Linked DNA regions of Homo sapiens: region 2 is linked to region 1. The links are chromatin loops, found by intact Hi-C in ENCODE. Cell type or tissue: mammary epithelial cell. All regions are shown on one strand. Links, peaks and the distances in the headings refer to the core of each region. The heading gives the core; the rest is flanking DNA. Region 1 overlaps FAM20C (FAM20C golgi associated secretory pathway kinase). Region 2 has its middle 29 kb from the start of FAM157D.

Region 1 (2,902 bases), core at 140-2,639:
ACCGGCCATTGCCACCTTTAAAGAGTCTTGGGATATTATCTACCTCTATTCAGCTTGAAATCGGGCATGCAGTGCCTTGGGCTGGGGCTGGCGATAATTAAATTTCTATCATGCACAATTATGGATGCAAAGAATGAATGACATCCCACTGGCATGTGAGGATTCGGGCAGCTTCTGGACTGAAATACAGACTTCATAATTGCTCCATCCAGATTGGGACAAAGACTGTGGTTGGGAGAACATGCCTGAACAAAGAAAAATGACTCTGCAGGACCAAAGTTCTTGACACTGATTGATCTGCCAAAAGGGGAAGAATGAGTCCAGCTAGAATCCAGGACTAACCAGCGGGTGAGCTTCAAGGAACAAAGGGCTTCCGCTGGGTCAGCCCACGAGAGGGAGCTGCCTGCAGGTACCTGGGAGGGCACAGCCACCGTGTCTGTTCCTTGGGAGCAGGGCTCCTTGGAAGGCAGCGCCAGCTCCAGAAAGGCCACTGTTCCCCCTCCCACCCACCCCAGGTGGCAACTGCCCCTGCAGGTCACGGTCCCAGGGCCTCGCTCGGCCGGCCTAGAGAGAGAAAAGGGAAGATGCCCAATTAGCTGGACGCCCATGGCCCCAGGGCTGGGGGACCTTGGGTTATCCTGAAAGAAGGACAATGACCACCTGCAAAGGACGATTTCAAGTGGAGCCTGGAGGAGGCGGCAAATAGCTCAGTCCGCACTCAACTCCCTTCCCAGCCGTCTGGTGGAAGGTGAGGAGCAAAAGCTCATGCTGCTGAGGCCTGGGGCCACCCAGGCACCGGCCTCCCCGTGCTGAGCAGAGACAGCAGCCCCCTAGCTGCAGGAGTGTGCCCCGATGCGCACCTGCCGACTTTCCTTCTGATGCAGACATGGTCCCCACTGGGGCAAGGCTGCAGTTTTCTTTTAAAAAACAGATCTTTCAAAATAAAAGGGGCCTTGAAGAAAATCGTGGAATAAATAACAGTCTGGGGTGGAGGCGGTTCTGGCGAAAGTGTCCTGAGGGTGGTGTGTGATGGACGGGACTTTGGGCAGTGCTGATGGGGCCTTGCCTGTCACTTGAGGCCTCCAGGAGAGTCGAGGACTGGCAGATCCAGGTCCAGAGCAGGTGCAGGCTCCCAGCTCTTCCAGCCCCTTACCTCGCAGTAGGTTCCCACAGTTCTAGCCTCCTTGATGCCAGCCCCAGGGTGCCCACTGCTGGCCAACTATGTCCTTTTCCTCAAAACCAGGTCCCTCGGTGCCCAGGGTGAATGGGTATATGAGCCTGGGTGTGGGCACCCGGGGTCTGGGACACCGAGCAGACCTCTCTGGCTTGGAGATGTGTGCGGTGGGAAGAACAGGGTGACCTGAGCTCTCCCGGTGTCACATTCTCCACATCTGAGCCCTCTTTGGGTGAGGCCCTACTTCCAGCACACACAGCTGTCCCCATTCGTCTTCAGGAATAACTGACCCTTGAGGCCAGACAGTGGCTGTGAAGAGCAGGGGGACCGCCTGACCGTGACCCCCAAGGACAGACGCTGGCCCTCTTGACGGACGAGATGACCAGGGCCAAAGGCGGCAACATGGGGGCCCACGCTGACGGCAGCATCTCACACCTGGATGTGTTTCTGTGGTCCACAGGTCTGTAGGAGGTGGAACTGGTTAATTTAAAGTCAGGTTGGGGTTGTTGTTAGAAAGGGTTCCTGCTCCCACGAGAAACCAAGGATGAGTGGTGGCTGCACCCAGTCTCCATCCCCATGAGCACCCTGCGGGGTGTTGGGACCCCCAGGCCCGGGCCACACACCTCTCTCTTTCAGGGCCGTCTCTCCCTGTCTCTCCAGACCTGCTCTGGGTTCTTCCTTCTAGAGCTTCCCAGTGGGTTGCCGGAGCTGTCTGGGGTTATGTGGCTTGCCTAAGGCCACACCGATTGGGGCCTGGCACCAAAGTCCATTAGTATTTCTGTGACAGCAGCCATCTTTCTATGTAAGACGCTTATTTCATAAGAAATGCCAGCATCTCTTGGAGTCCTTCTGAGGAGGCAACTGCATACGAACATCGCCTCTGTCTCGTGCTGTGACCCGGGGAGAGACTGTGGGCAAAACCCAGTGGCGTCCGAGGGTCTGTGTGGCCCCGAACTCTTAGTGCTGACAGCAACATGAAATAATGAAGGCACAGGGCACTCTGTTCGTGCATGTTAACTTGTGTAACTAGTGCACGTTAATCACATTAACTAGCCATGTTAACTAGTGACGTAGATTAATAATGATGAATCAATAGGAATGAGTCCTGTATACTGACGGATATCCGGGCGATAGGATTCTTCAGCGAGGCCGGGGAAGAAGCAGACTGTCACCTTTGGTCTAAAGTTGGTGGGTTAAGTGGTGGGAGGTGCTCAGGGCAGGTGGCAGGAAGGGGAGAGCGTTCCAGATGGGGAGAACCTATTTGAAAGGCAGTGGACATCTTCCCATGTGCATAGAGAGGACGGGTGGCCACTGGGCGAGATTGCACTGGGGAATGGGGCTTGTGGACATCTTCCCGTGTGCATAGAGAGGACAGGTGGCTGCTGGGTGGGATTGTACTGGGGAATGGGGGGGCCCTATGGATATCTTCCAGTGTGCATAGAGAGAATGGGTGACTGCTGGGTGAGATTGCACTGGGGAATGGGGCCCGTGGACATCTTCCTGTGTGCATAGAGAGGACGGGTGACTGCTGGGTGGGATTGTACTGGGGAATGGGGGGGCGCTATGGATATCTTCCCATGTGCATAGAGAGAATGGGTGGCTGCTGGGTGAGATTGCACTGGGGAATGGGGCTTGTGGACATCTTCCCGTGTGCATAGAGAGGACGGGTAGCTGCTGGGTGGGATTGTACTGGGGAATGGGGGGGCCCTATGGATATCTTCCAGTGTG
Region 2 (2,902 bases), core at 137-2,636, 140 kb before region 1:
CAGAGTGCTGAACGACCCCACGCACGCAGTCGTGAGGAAAGAGCTGGGCCTGCTCAGCTCGTCCTACATGTGCAGAGAACACAGTGATCAGAGCTCCTGGCAGTGCCCACCTGTGGTCAGCCTGGGAGAAGGAGGCCTTGTCCTCGATGACAGTGGTTCATGTGCACTGCTGTTTCTGGAGTCAGCAGAAACAAATCCATTCTTTAAGTAACGAACAGAGGCGCCTCTGCTACTTGACACAGAGCAATGCTAGGTGTCGGGTAGTCAGGGGCCAGGGCCTGGGTCTGGGGACTGCGGTGCCCGGTCTAAGACAGAGGCCAGGCTGGCCATATCAGCGAGCAGCAGAAGGCCCCCCAGAAAGCTGTCTCTGGTCCAGCGGCGAGGAGCCCCCACAGGTAGGAGCCACCAAGCGCAGTGACCGCGTGCTCTGCTCTCCAGCCCGTGACAGATCCGAGGGGCACTTTGCAAACTCTCCGAGGCCAGGAGACCATGCATCCTCTTTACCTCCTGCCCTGGCCATGACTTCCATCATGCCCGATCTGACCCTCACCACTATCAGGCACCCTGAAAGGGAGCGTATTCGTGGATGGTAAATGCTAGCCCCATGGGCAGGGGCTTCCTGGCCTGTGCCATGTGACCCTCCCTGACACAGCTGCCTGGACCTCAGCCAGGACTTTGGACTCGGGGAGCAGGTCATCAGTCACACCCTTGGCAGGACCTGTCCTGGGAGCCCTCTGTGTGTGGGGAGCTGCCTCATTCCCCTGTGAACACAGTAGGGCATCATGGGGTACGACGGTGAGCACTGGAGCTACCCTGGGGGCTGGGCTCAGTCCTGAGGTCAGGCCCAACCTAAGCTGGGCAGCCTGGTGTCAGCTGCAAGAACCCTCTTCACCTTCCTCATTCCTACATGACTTTCCAGTGTAGGCCATCGGGTGGGATGGGGTAAAAAAACACAGGCCCCATTCTACCCCTCTGCTGATCCACACATGGACATGTGTACACCCAGGCCTCCCTGCTCACAACCATGGCCAGGAAGGCAGGCTCCGGCCAGGGCTCTGAAATGCCAGGAGGGTATAGAGAAGACAGGTGGCCCTCTGCCCCTGCAGTCAGGCAGCACCTGCCCACTCCGAATGCTGCAGCCAGCTGGTTACAGTGTCTGTTACTCAGCTAGTGCGTTTGCCAGTGCTCTTCAGTGTCACCATCGTGGCAGCCTCTGTCATTGAGAACAGTTTAACACAGGAGAAAGAAGTTGCAGGGCCCTGCCCCGGTAGAGGTCTGTCTTCCCTGCCAGCTTTACCCAGCGCGGCCGTGGGAACTGCAGGAACCAGGCTCCCAGGAGGATGCAGACTGACTGACCGCTGCTCCCCGGGGAAGAGCCGCTTTCTAGCACTTCCTTCCTCTTCCTGCAGCCCTCTCTTACCTTCCTGGGGTAGGGAAGGGATGCTGATGTGCTGAGATGGGGTTTTCTGCCTGTTAGAATTGCTGGGGAAAACAACTTACTGTTTTAGCAAGGAAACAACATGCTTCATGGCAGCAAATTGTGTTTTCAGGGGCTCCAGAAAGATATCAGTCTGTTATAAAATAATCAGGCCAATGCTCAGGACCCATCACTAAGGAATAAACCAGCAGCTCTCCACGAGGGGGCACAGCTAGCTTTCCTCTTCACCTCCAGAGGCTGAGGCATCTTGCTGGCTTGAGGCAGCCAGGCACCAGGTGGGAGCTGCAGTGCAGGGGCAGGCCTGGGGGCCTGATTATCGCAGGAGGAGAAATGCATAGTATGTTCATCCCCCCAGAGTGACGCTGGAGAAAAGAAGCCCCAGGTCTCTCCCTTGCCCCTCTATTCCCCACCAACCCAGCTGCCCCAGCAGAGGGACAAAGGCCTGGTGATGCCTCTGTCCTGGGGACAGTGAGTGATGGGAAGGGGGCCCAGCGGGTTTGTCACCACTGGGATCTGACACATGCAGACTCCCAGGTATCCAATAATAAGTCTCATGACCAGCAGGGGCTAAGGGGTGTTGGGTGTGCGTTTCTGTGCTTGTGTGTGTGAATTCCAAGAATCTTTCTTAAATTCTGGACATCTAGGGGCCAGGGCTGTCACTTTCCACCATTTCTGAGAGCACAGACATGTGCACTGCCCCCTCCTCTCAGCCCCCCTCCCTTCTTCTTGCTCAGTGCTCCATACTCCCAGTCCCTTCAGTTCAGGCCTGGAGGAGTCGCCCCTCCTGGAACTGCTGAAGGGTGGGGAGGCAGCTTTCTGGACAGAGGAGCAGGCAGGGAGGGTGCTCCCCCTTGCAGGCTGTTCTGAAGGGTGGATTCTTCTTGCTGCTTCTTGGGAGACTGCATGCCCAAGGGAGCACAGCCATGCCAGCCTCACGTGACTCATCTGAAGTCACAGCCAGCTCTGTAACCTGCTCCGTTGTCGTGAGGCTTTGTCCTTGCTTTGTCCCCACCACTCTGAGCCTGTATGTCCTGCATGTTGCACACAGCTCAGCCTCACTTGGGCCCCACTTCCCAGAGAAGCCAGGAGCAGACGTTCCTCTCAGAGCTCTCAGCGCCCGGTGGGGCAGGGCCCTTTAATCACGCCATGAAAGACAGCAAGGACATGAGTCTCTGCTTAGTTACTATCTAGGTCTCTGTGGTCCAGCCGGGGAAGGGGTGGAGGCAGCATGTTCCCTGCTGTGGCCAAACTAGGCCGCTGGGCCCCGGGTGCTGGCCTGCCAGGTGCTGTGGGGTCTGCCCCGTGCATCTTGTGCAGAGGCCCTCCCCAGGCCCCACTGGACCACGGCTAAGGCTGAGCTTTAACTCGTTTGTATAAAAGCAGATTTCAGGTGTACTAACTGAACAAGACGATGCTTTTAAAAATCAAGAGTGGCAACAAAAGAGCAAGGGGCCACGCCCCAAG

The links. A loop is a pair of places that touch in the nucleus more often than their neighbours do. Peaks named below come from ENCODE experiments on the same cell type or tissue, not always from the same donor. Only the 100,000 strongest peaks of a DNase experiment are listed, where the experiment ranks them.
Region 2: it touches region 1 in a loop (11-fold over the local background); 4 of 110 quality-filtered maps call a loop at or near these places.

The regions. Positions count from the first base shown.
Region 1 is chr7:199,721-202,622 of GRCh38, forward strand. The region is part of intron 2 of FAM20C (FAM20C golgi associated secretory pathway kinase); the gene reads left to right. Among named protein-coding and RNA genes, the nearest start is that of FAM20C, 8.6 kb to the left of the region's middle. RefSeq lists a silencer at 614-784. In mammary epithelial cell, for the core only: CTCF peaks have their summits at 364 (motif pointing right) and 1,197 (motif pointing left); no DNase peak of the experiment used is centred there.
Region 2 is chr7:62,577-65,478 of GRCh38, forward strand. No RefSeq gene overlaps it. Among named protein-coding and RNA genes, the nearest start is that of FAM157D, 29 kb to the left of the region's middle. In mammary epithelial cell, for the core only: a CTCF peak has its summit at 1,647 (motif pointing right); no DNase peak of the experiment used is centred there.